Linked DNA regions of Homo sapiens: region 1 is linked to region 2. A link is an interaction called in ENCODE POLR2A ChIA-PET data of the cell type or tissue named here. Cell type or tissue: GM12878. All regions are shown on one strand. Each heading gives the region's core, and the rest is flanking DNA. Links, peaks and the distances in the headings are about the cores only.

What was found. Peaks named below come from ENCODE experiments on the same cell type or tissue, not always from the same donor. Only the 100,000 strongest peaks of a DNase experiment are listed, where the experiment ranks them.
Region 1: POLR2A ChIA-PET joins it to region 2 with 7 read pairs; 2 of 35 experiments call an interaction of 5 or more read pairs at or near these places.

The regions. Positions count from the first base shown.
Region 1 is chr1:155,840,485-155,844,870 of GRCh38, reverse strand. The region is part of intron 2 of GON4L (gon-4 like); the gene reads left to right. Among named protein-coding and RNA genes, the nearest start is that of GON4L, 15 kb to the left of the region's middle. In GM12878, for the core only: no CTCF peak of the experiment used is centred there; no DNase peak of the experiment used is centred there.
Region 2 is chr1:155,138,854-155,143,223 of GRCh38, reverse strand. It overlaps DPM3 (dolichyl-phosphate mannosyltransferase subunit 3, regulatory), which reads left to right and starts at 2,693. Exons shown (of 2, transcript NM_153741.2): 1 at 2,693-2,733; 2 at 2,979-3,333. The coding sequence starts at 2,984. The coding sequence ends at 3,262. RefSeq lists enhancers at 2,394-2,453, 2,624-2,753. In GM12878, for the core only: no CTCF peak of the experiment used is centred there; a DNase peak (open chromatin) is centred at 2,631; H3K4me3 peaks cover 1,789 bases; H3K27ac peaks cover 972 bases.

The DNA of each region.
Region 1 (4,386 bases), core at 310-4,309, 700 kb before region 2:
GGCAGGGCCAAAGATTCATAGTTACAAGATAGCTGCTAGAGGTCCTAAAAAGAGTAGAAACCAGGTGAGACTTGGGAGGGTTTTTTTTGTTGTTGTTATTTTTTGGGTTTTTTGAGACAGGATCTCGCTCTGTCACCCAGGCTGGAGTGCAGTGGTGTGATCATGGCCCACTGCAGCTTTAACCTCCCAGGCTCAAGTGATCCTCCTGCCTTAGCCTCCTGAGTAGCTGGGACCACATGTGTTTGCCAGCAACACCCAGCTGATTTTTAAATGTTTTTATAGAGACACAGTCTCACTATGTTGCCCGGGCTGGTCTTGACTCCTGAGCTCAAGTGATCCTCCCACTTTAGCCTCCCAAAGTACTGGTATTACAGGCGTGAGCCACTCTGCCTGGCCAGGAGGGTGTTTTTTATGGTCAACCAGATATAGTTGGGGTCAGTTCCCTGGTTATATATATGTAACCAGGTGGCTTGCTCTTAGAACTTTTGAATGTTAACCTCAGCCTGTCCAGAGTTGTTAATATATGTGCAGTCGGTCTTATTGATAACAGTGCAGACTCTACCTTTTTCAGTCAGTAAACAATCCAAGACTAGTCTGTTGTCAGGGCTACAATTGCCAAAGAGTCCAGAGATTCCTGAATTTTTCTTAATGTCTGACTAGTGTTGGTGGCCAGAGATTCTAGGGCCTGAGTTATGTTTCTTAGCATTGACTTGTGGTATGCAAAGCCCCTGCCAAGGGGCCACCACCCCTATTGCTGCCCCAATTCCTGTAAAAATTAATCCTATTGCTCTTTTACTTCTTGTTTTTCTAGATTTTATGGGGTTATGAATGGATACCCCCTGAAGGGATAATGGTGGCCAAAATACATTCACTGGTGTTTCAAGTTTTTGATAAGCAAAATGGAAAGCTATTCCTAGAAGAATAAATGGTTCCCTACAGGGTTGGGAGTGGGTATGGGGTAGGATTTCTTCCCCTAAAGGTGAGCCCAGATGGGTCACAAATTGAATCCTTGCAAGTTATGCCGTCCATTTTTTATTGCCAAACTGGGTCTATAGAGATACCTTTTCCAGGTTCCAATGGGGGTGATTGAGTAGCCCTCGTTTTCCACCAGAGGGTGGTACCTCCATCTTCCCAAATTAAGCAGTCGTTTCTCCCTTGCATGTATTGGTCCTGGAGGAGGCACCATGTATAGTCTCCTTGTTTACCAGTGGGATCCCGTTTGCCCTCCCATGGCCTTGGGAATTTGGCTACTAGGGTTGGGTCAGAGCATCGTGGGGAATTTCTGTCTCTGTGTCATTGTCACAACAATTTGTGCAAAAGATAGTATCATTAGTACACTGGAGCTGTAGATACCCAACATCCTAGGTCCAGGTAATAGTAGGGGGTAGGAGGGTGGTTGGAGAGGAGTCAGGTCAATCTGTTAAGTGTGGGAGAGAGCTGTTTTATAAGTAGGGGCCTAGGTACCAAAGGAACACTATGGCCAATTAGGAGGTTTGGGGAGATGGCTGTGAGGTTTGCAGGGTGCACCAGAAGGTGATGCTCTCTATCCTGAGGGTGCTGATGACAGATTCTGCAATCATGCAGGCTATTTCCTGATGCTATAATTCTAGAAATGTTTACTATGGAGTTTTGTTCCCATTCCACAGCGAGTTAGATTGATTAGGAGCAGGGAGCAAGAAGAACAGGGACAACTGAGTATCACACTGGGCTTTAGGGTGGTCCCTATACTCAATAAGGACAAGTAAGGTGTTTCTCAGGAGGAGGTGGTTGCTACTTATCTGTCTTGTGAAATAGCAACTTTAAGTCTTCCAGAGGTTTGCAGGTGTAGGTCATGGTGTCCTCCTCTTGTGCCTGTAGGGATTCACCAAAAACAGGTTTGTTTAATCCGGGACAGGTGTACCTAGCTAGTGATTCCCCGAAGTTTAACAGCAGTGGGAGTGCTTAACAATACCTAATGGGGAGTGGGTGCCCTTCCATATTGGTTATATTATAATTGATCTTCAAGGAATCCTTCTTTCCAAGTTTTTTTTTTTTGAGATGAAGTCTTGCTCTGTTGCCTAGGCTGGAGTGCAGTGGTGCTATCTTGGCTCACTGCAACCTCCGCCTCCCGGGTTCAAGTGATTCCCCTGCCTCAGCCTTCTGAGTAGCTGGGACTACAGGCATGTGCCACTATGCCCAGCTAAATTTTTTGTATTTTACTAGACACAGGGTTTCACCATGTTGGCCAGGATGGTCTTGATTCCCTGACCTCGTGATCCACCCACCTCGGCCTCCCAAAGTGCTGGGATTATGGGTATGAGCCACTGGCCCGGCCCTTTCCAAGTTTTTTTTTTTTTTTTTTTTTTTTGAGATGGAGTCTCGCTCTGTCGCCCAGGCTGGAGTGCAGTGGCACGATCTCGGCTCACTGCAACCTCCACCTCCCGGGTTCACACCATTCTCCTGCCTCAGCCTCCTGAGTAGCTGGGACTACAGGTGCCTGCCACCATGCCCGGCTAATTTTTTGTATTTTTAGTAGAGACGAGGTTTCACCATGTTAGCCAGTAAGGTCTCCATCTCCTGATCTCGTAATCCACTCGCCTTGGCCTCCCAAAGTGCTGGGATTACAGGCGTGAGCCACCACCCCTGCCCCAAGTTTTTAATAGGACTAGGTGTCCTGGTTAAACAGGGAACAATCTTTTCCTTTGTGGGAAAGGGCAATACTTTATTTTCATATTCTTAGAGTGCCTTTTGAACCTGGTCTCTTAAGTTCCAAAGGGGAGCGGGGGGAAGGTATAGTGAGGCTTGTCCAACCCCTTGTTTCTTGTCATGGCCTGAATTAGTTTTTCAAGTTTCTTTTTTTTTTTGAGACGGAGTCTTGCTCTGTCACTCAGGCTGTAGTGCAGTGGCACGATCTCAGCTCACTGCAACAGCCGCCTTCCAGGTTCAAGTGATTCTCCTGCCTCAGGCTCCCAGGTAGTTGAGATTACAGGCGTTCGCCACCACGCCCAGCTACTTTTTGTATTTTTAGTAGAGATGGGGTTTCACCATGTTGGACAGGTTAGTCTCCAACTCCTAACCTCAGGTGATCTGTCTGCCTTGGCTTCCCAAAGTGCTGGGATTACAGGTGTGAGCCACTGCATCCAGCTGCCAGAGGCAATATTGCTGGCCAAGCTTTTATTTTGTTCCATACCAATGCTGAGGTGGTGTGCTACCTGCCCCAGGTCCCTCATGTCCCTTGGTGGGACGCTGATGGCCAAGGGACTTAGATTCAAGTGACTTATAGCCAATTAAACATTGTAGGCCAGATGGAAGTGGAGGTAGGCAGGCACTCATTATTATCTCTTAAAACCCCTTTTAAGCAATATAAGAGCCAAAACCAGAAGCCAAAAAATAAGGTTATAAAACTGACTTATCTATAAATTCTGTGCATTGAGCTATTGTAATCTTGGCTTGCAGCAATTAGGTTTACAAAACACAAACATTTTGTTCAGCTATTTAGGTATCTGTGTGCCTGTCCTTGATTTGGAAGGTCTGAATTAATTATATCCCTCAAAACCCAGCCCCTATAATCTCTCATGCCCACCTCTTCAGTAGTCCTTGGGCCTGGAGGAATTGAATAGTTTTAAATTCTGTAGATAAAACAACACATAAAGAATTAGCAATGTTTCAAACAAAAAAGTCATAAGCCCTGCCCTAGTTTTGAGAATGACAGGAAAGGAATCTTACAGGTACCTAAACATTTAAATTATTTAGTATCAAGGCATAGAATAAGTTATATTAATTCATATAGAGGCAAAATTATTAAATGAATACAAGCTTGTCCCTGTGTCTCATTAAAGCAGTTTACTTTTTTTTTGAGACTGAGTTTCACTCTTGTTGCCCAGGCCGGAGTGCCATGGCATGATCTTGGCTCACCGCAACCTCCGCCTCCCGGGTTCAAGCGATTCCCCTGCCTCAGCCTCCCGAGTAGCTGGGATTACAGGCATGTACTACCACGCCCAGCTAATTTTTGTGTATTTTTGATAGGGACGGGGTTTCTCCATGTTGGTCAGGCTGATCTTGAACTCCCGACCTCAGGTGATCCACCCACCTCAGCCTCCCAGAGTGCTGGGATTACAGGCGTGATCAACTGCGCCCGTCCTAAAGCAGTTTACTTTGCCCCTTTTGCCCAGGTCTAAAGACAAGGCTTTGGTTAACTTGAGTTTGGTGTTAGATCCTGGCAAGAGTTGGTGCCTTCTCTAGATGAGCTGTCTGTACCCAGGAGTCAAAGCCCTGTAACTCAAAAGCACATTGATTAGTTAATAGCACCCGATAAGGAACTTTTTAAAGGGCTGGCAGTGGTAATGCTGGAGTCCACAACCTGTCAGGAGGCTGTAAAAATATATCACAACCTTGCAGTGATTAGTT
Region 2 (4,370 bases), core at 371-4,370:
GAGATGAATTGCTTGAGCCCAGGATTTTGAGACCAGCCTGGGCAACATAGGGAGACCCCGTCTACACACACACACACACACACACACACACACACACACACACACACACTAGATGGGCGTGGTGGTGGTGGCCCACTTCTGTAGTCCCTGCTACTCCAGAGTCTGAGGTGGGAGGATAGCTTGAGTCCAGGAGGTCGAGGCTGCAGTAAGCCATGTTTGCACCGCTGCTCTCCACCCTGGGCAACAGAGCAAGACCTTGTCTGAAAAAAAGAAAAAGAATAGAAAAAAAAAGAGCTGTAACTCTACAAGGCTTTTAATGAAAAATAACCATCCCCTGCTCCTCTTCTTTAACCCTTACATATACAACCTACATATACAACTACGCTCCAGTTTCTAGGCTGCTTCTTCTGGTACTTATCTGTACATTTCTTCAAGCAACACTCCCACCTAGGCCTCCCAAAGTTCTGGGATCACAGCTCCACTGTCCCCAGCTCCAATTTTTAGTTAAATCAATACTTAGTGTTTACATCGTTACGGCTGTGAAAATTTTCTTCACAGCTGAGCCATTTGTGTTTGTGCTAAGACTGTGAATCTGTAAAAACTGCTTTTGTTAATTAACATCCAGGACATACGGCTGAGAAACTTCATTTTCTAAAATCATAGTCACAAACTTTGCTATTTGAAATCAGTCAGTGCGAATGGAACATCCTACTCTTGCCAGAAGTTCTGAGCCACGTGGATTACTTTGGCCTCCCAAAGTGTTGGGATTACAGGCACGAGCCACTGTGCCCAGCCTAGATAGTGGGTTTTTGGACACTATATTCTATATTTATCTTGACTTTGTAATTTCCAAGTGGTCCCTCAGCTTGGACTTCTTGATCCCTTCACTTAAAGTTATGCTTACCTCGAACCGATCAAAACACTGTTTCATTTAAATTTTAGCTAGCCTATAGTATCAGCCACTTGGGAGGCTGAGGCAGGAGGATCACTTGAGCCCAGAAGTTTGAGCTTCGCCTGGGCAACATACCGAGACTTCAACTCTAAATAAATAAGTAAATAAATTTTAAAATATAAATTTTAAAGTCAAGCCTTTCCCATATCCTGTTGTATTAGTTCATTTTCACATTACTGATAAAGACATACCCGAAACTGCAAACAAAAAGAGGTTTAATTGGACTTACAGTTCCACATTGCTGGGGAGGCCTCAGAATCATGGCGGGAGACAAAGGCACTTCTTACATGGCGGTGGCAAGAGAAAAATGAGGAAGAAGCAAAAGCAGAAACCCCTGATGAACTCATCAGATCTTGTGAGACTTATTCACTATCATGAAAATAGCACGGGAAAGTCTGGCCCCCGTGATTCAATTACCTCCCCTTAGGTCCCTCGCACGTGGGAATTCTGGGAGATACACATCAACTTGAAATTTGGGTGGGGACACAGCCAAACCATATCATCTGAATGACCATATTTCTTCCTTTTTAATGAGTTGCCCCACAGTTCTTCTAGTGTGTGATCTCTCTGTTGTGGCAAGTTAATAAACCTAACTGTCAAACTACAGATGTGGTCTTTATAAGACAGGCTTATCAATTGTCTTTCCTTTCTTATATAACTCTTTGTTTCCTCTGAAGTTGATAATTGCCTAACCTTTTCTCTTACTTTGTTCTCTCTCTCTCTTTCTCTCTATACATAATAAATTCATCCCCAAAACTGTTCTAAAGAATTATACTCTTTCTTTCAATGCCTTCACCACTTCAGGTAATTCTTCTGGTCTTTCTTTTCTTTTCTTTTTTTTTGAAACCCAGACTCCTGGAGCCCTTCTTCCTCTGGCTCCAAGTTATATTGGTTGTTGTCCTTGTAAAAATATGACTACCTCTGTTCTAACAATAATCTCAAGCCTTCATGGTTAGTTGTCAATGCAACTGCTTCACTGACTCCTGCTTTCCCCCTCCACCTGAAAGGGGTCGAGTCTCTTGACATCTCTGTATCTCCAAAGTCTATCATGGTAATCAAGAAATGTTCTGGCCGGGCGCTGTGGCTCATGCCTGTAATCCTAGCACTTTGGAAGGCTGAGGTGGGCCAGTCACTTGAGGTCAGGAGTTTGAGACCAGCCTGGCCAACATAGTGAAATCCCCGTTCTCTGCTAAAAATAAAAAAATTAGCCCGGCGTGGTGGCGCGCGCCTGTAATCCCAGCTGCTCGGGAGACAGAGGTTGCAGTGAGCTGAGATCGAGCCACTGTACTCCAGCATGGGCAACAGAGCGAGACTTTGTCTCAAAAAAAAAAAAAAAAAAAAAAAAAAAAAAAAGGAGTTCTGTCCCGCCTAGGCACTATAGAGAGACCCTGTCAAGAATGGAAAGAAAGAAATCTTCGAATGAATGAACTAGTGAATGAAGGAATGGATTTCAGCGCTGGAGAATTGAGTTTAAGGGGAATGGTATTATATTCCCATCTTGTTGCAACATTTAAGGATGTCCTCAAGCCCCACGCCAGCCTGGAGCGTAGCCCAAGGTGGGAAAGCAGCGCCGAGGCCTCTCCAGACCCGGCCTGCTCCCCGTTTGCGGAGCACAGCCCACTGTACCCCCGCCTAGATTGAGGCGCTGGCCAGGAGTACACCAGGCGCCGCCATGTGAACTACAACTCCCAGAAGGCCGCGCGGAAGCGGAACGTGAACCAGGGAGGACTTCCGGACGCCAACATCCGGGCCGCGCGGGGAAGGGGAGACGTGGGGTAGAGGTAAGTGTAGGTTGAAGGCTGAATGGGGAGGGCGAGAGATGGGGAGTGGGTCTCAAATATAGAGGGGGTAGCAAGGTGGAAGGGGCCCTTCCACCTTTTGTGGGCACTCAAGTTCGGACCTCTGGGATCGGCGATTCCCCTCTGGCCAGGGCTGGTTTTAATGCTCTCCGTGGGCGGGCTTCGGTTGAGTTTGGTCCGCTTTTCCTTTCTGCTCCTCAGGGGAGCATTGCTTCCTTCTCTCGCAGTGACCATGACGAAATTAGCGCAGTGGCTTTGGGGACTAGCGATCCTGGGCTCCACCTGGGTGGCCCTGACCACGGGAGCCTTGGGCCTGGAGCTGCCCTTGTCCTGCCAGGAAGTCCTGTGGCCACTGCCCGCCTACTTGCTGGTGTCCGCCGGCTGCTATGCCCTGGGCACTGTGGGCTATCGTGTGGCCACTTTTCATGACTGCGAGGACGCCGCACGCGAGCTGCAGAGCCAGATACAGGAGGCCCGAGCCGACTTAGCCCGCAGGGGGCTGCGCTTCTGACAGCCTAACCCCATTCCTGTGCGGACAGCCCTTCCTCCCATTTCCCATTAAAGAGCCAGTTTATTTTCTAACTTCGTTTAGTTTGAGTATGGAAAACGGGTATTGGGGATTCTATGTACTAACGGTCGAGAAGTGAATGTGAAAGAACCACCTTCTTGAGGCCATCTCAGCCTTTATCTTTGCATCTTGCTGGTGTTCCCATTTTTGCTCCCAAGGAGGCAAAGACCCCTTCTCAATATTTCTCAGGATGGAAATGACATTTCACTTTCCTGGTCCTTTCAACCCTGTAGGAAGTACTTCTTTTTTTTTTTTTTTGAGACGGAGCCTTGCTCTGTCGTCCAGGCTGGAGTGCAGTGGCGTGATCTCGGCTCACTGCAAGCTCCGCCTCCCGGGTTCACGCCATTCTCCTGCCTCAGCCTCCTGAGTAGCTGGGACTACAGGCGCCTGCCACCACGCCTGGCTAATTTTTTGTATTTTTAGTAGAGTCGGGGTTTCACCGTGTTGGCCAGGATGGTCTGATCTCCTGACCTCGTAATCCGCCCGCCTCGGCCTCCCAAAGTGCTGGGATTACAGGTGTGAGTCACCGCGCCCGGCGTACTACTTCTTTTTTTTTTTTTTTTTGAGACAGGGTCTCACTCTGTTGCCCAGGCTGGAGTGCAGTGGTGCAATCATGGCTCACTGCAGCCTCACCCTCCCAGGCTCAAACAGTTCTCCCACCTCAGCCTCCAGAGTAGCTGGGACTACAGGCATATGCCACCACGCCACCAGGCTAATGTTTAATTTTTTGTAGTGACAGGGTCTCGCTGTGTTGCTCAGGCTGTTCTCAAACTCCTGGGCTCAAGTGATCCTCCTGCCTGGGCCTCCCAAAGTGCTGTGATTACAGACATAAGCCACCTTACCCGGCCAGAAGTACTTTCTTGAAGCCTAAGTTCCATTCTTCATAACATCCAAGTTTTGTTATTTTTAAGGCCTTCCTGGGTCTTTCCAACCTTTTGGTTCTTTGAGATACCTTTTCTGAGCCTACCCTACCAACCTGAGAATAACTGTGGATCTATCCTTCACCAAACCAGGCAGGTTTAGAATTATGAGTAGAGAATGAACCATCGTG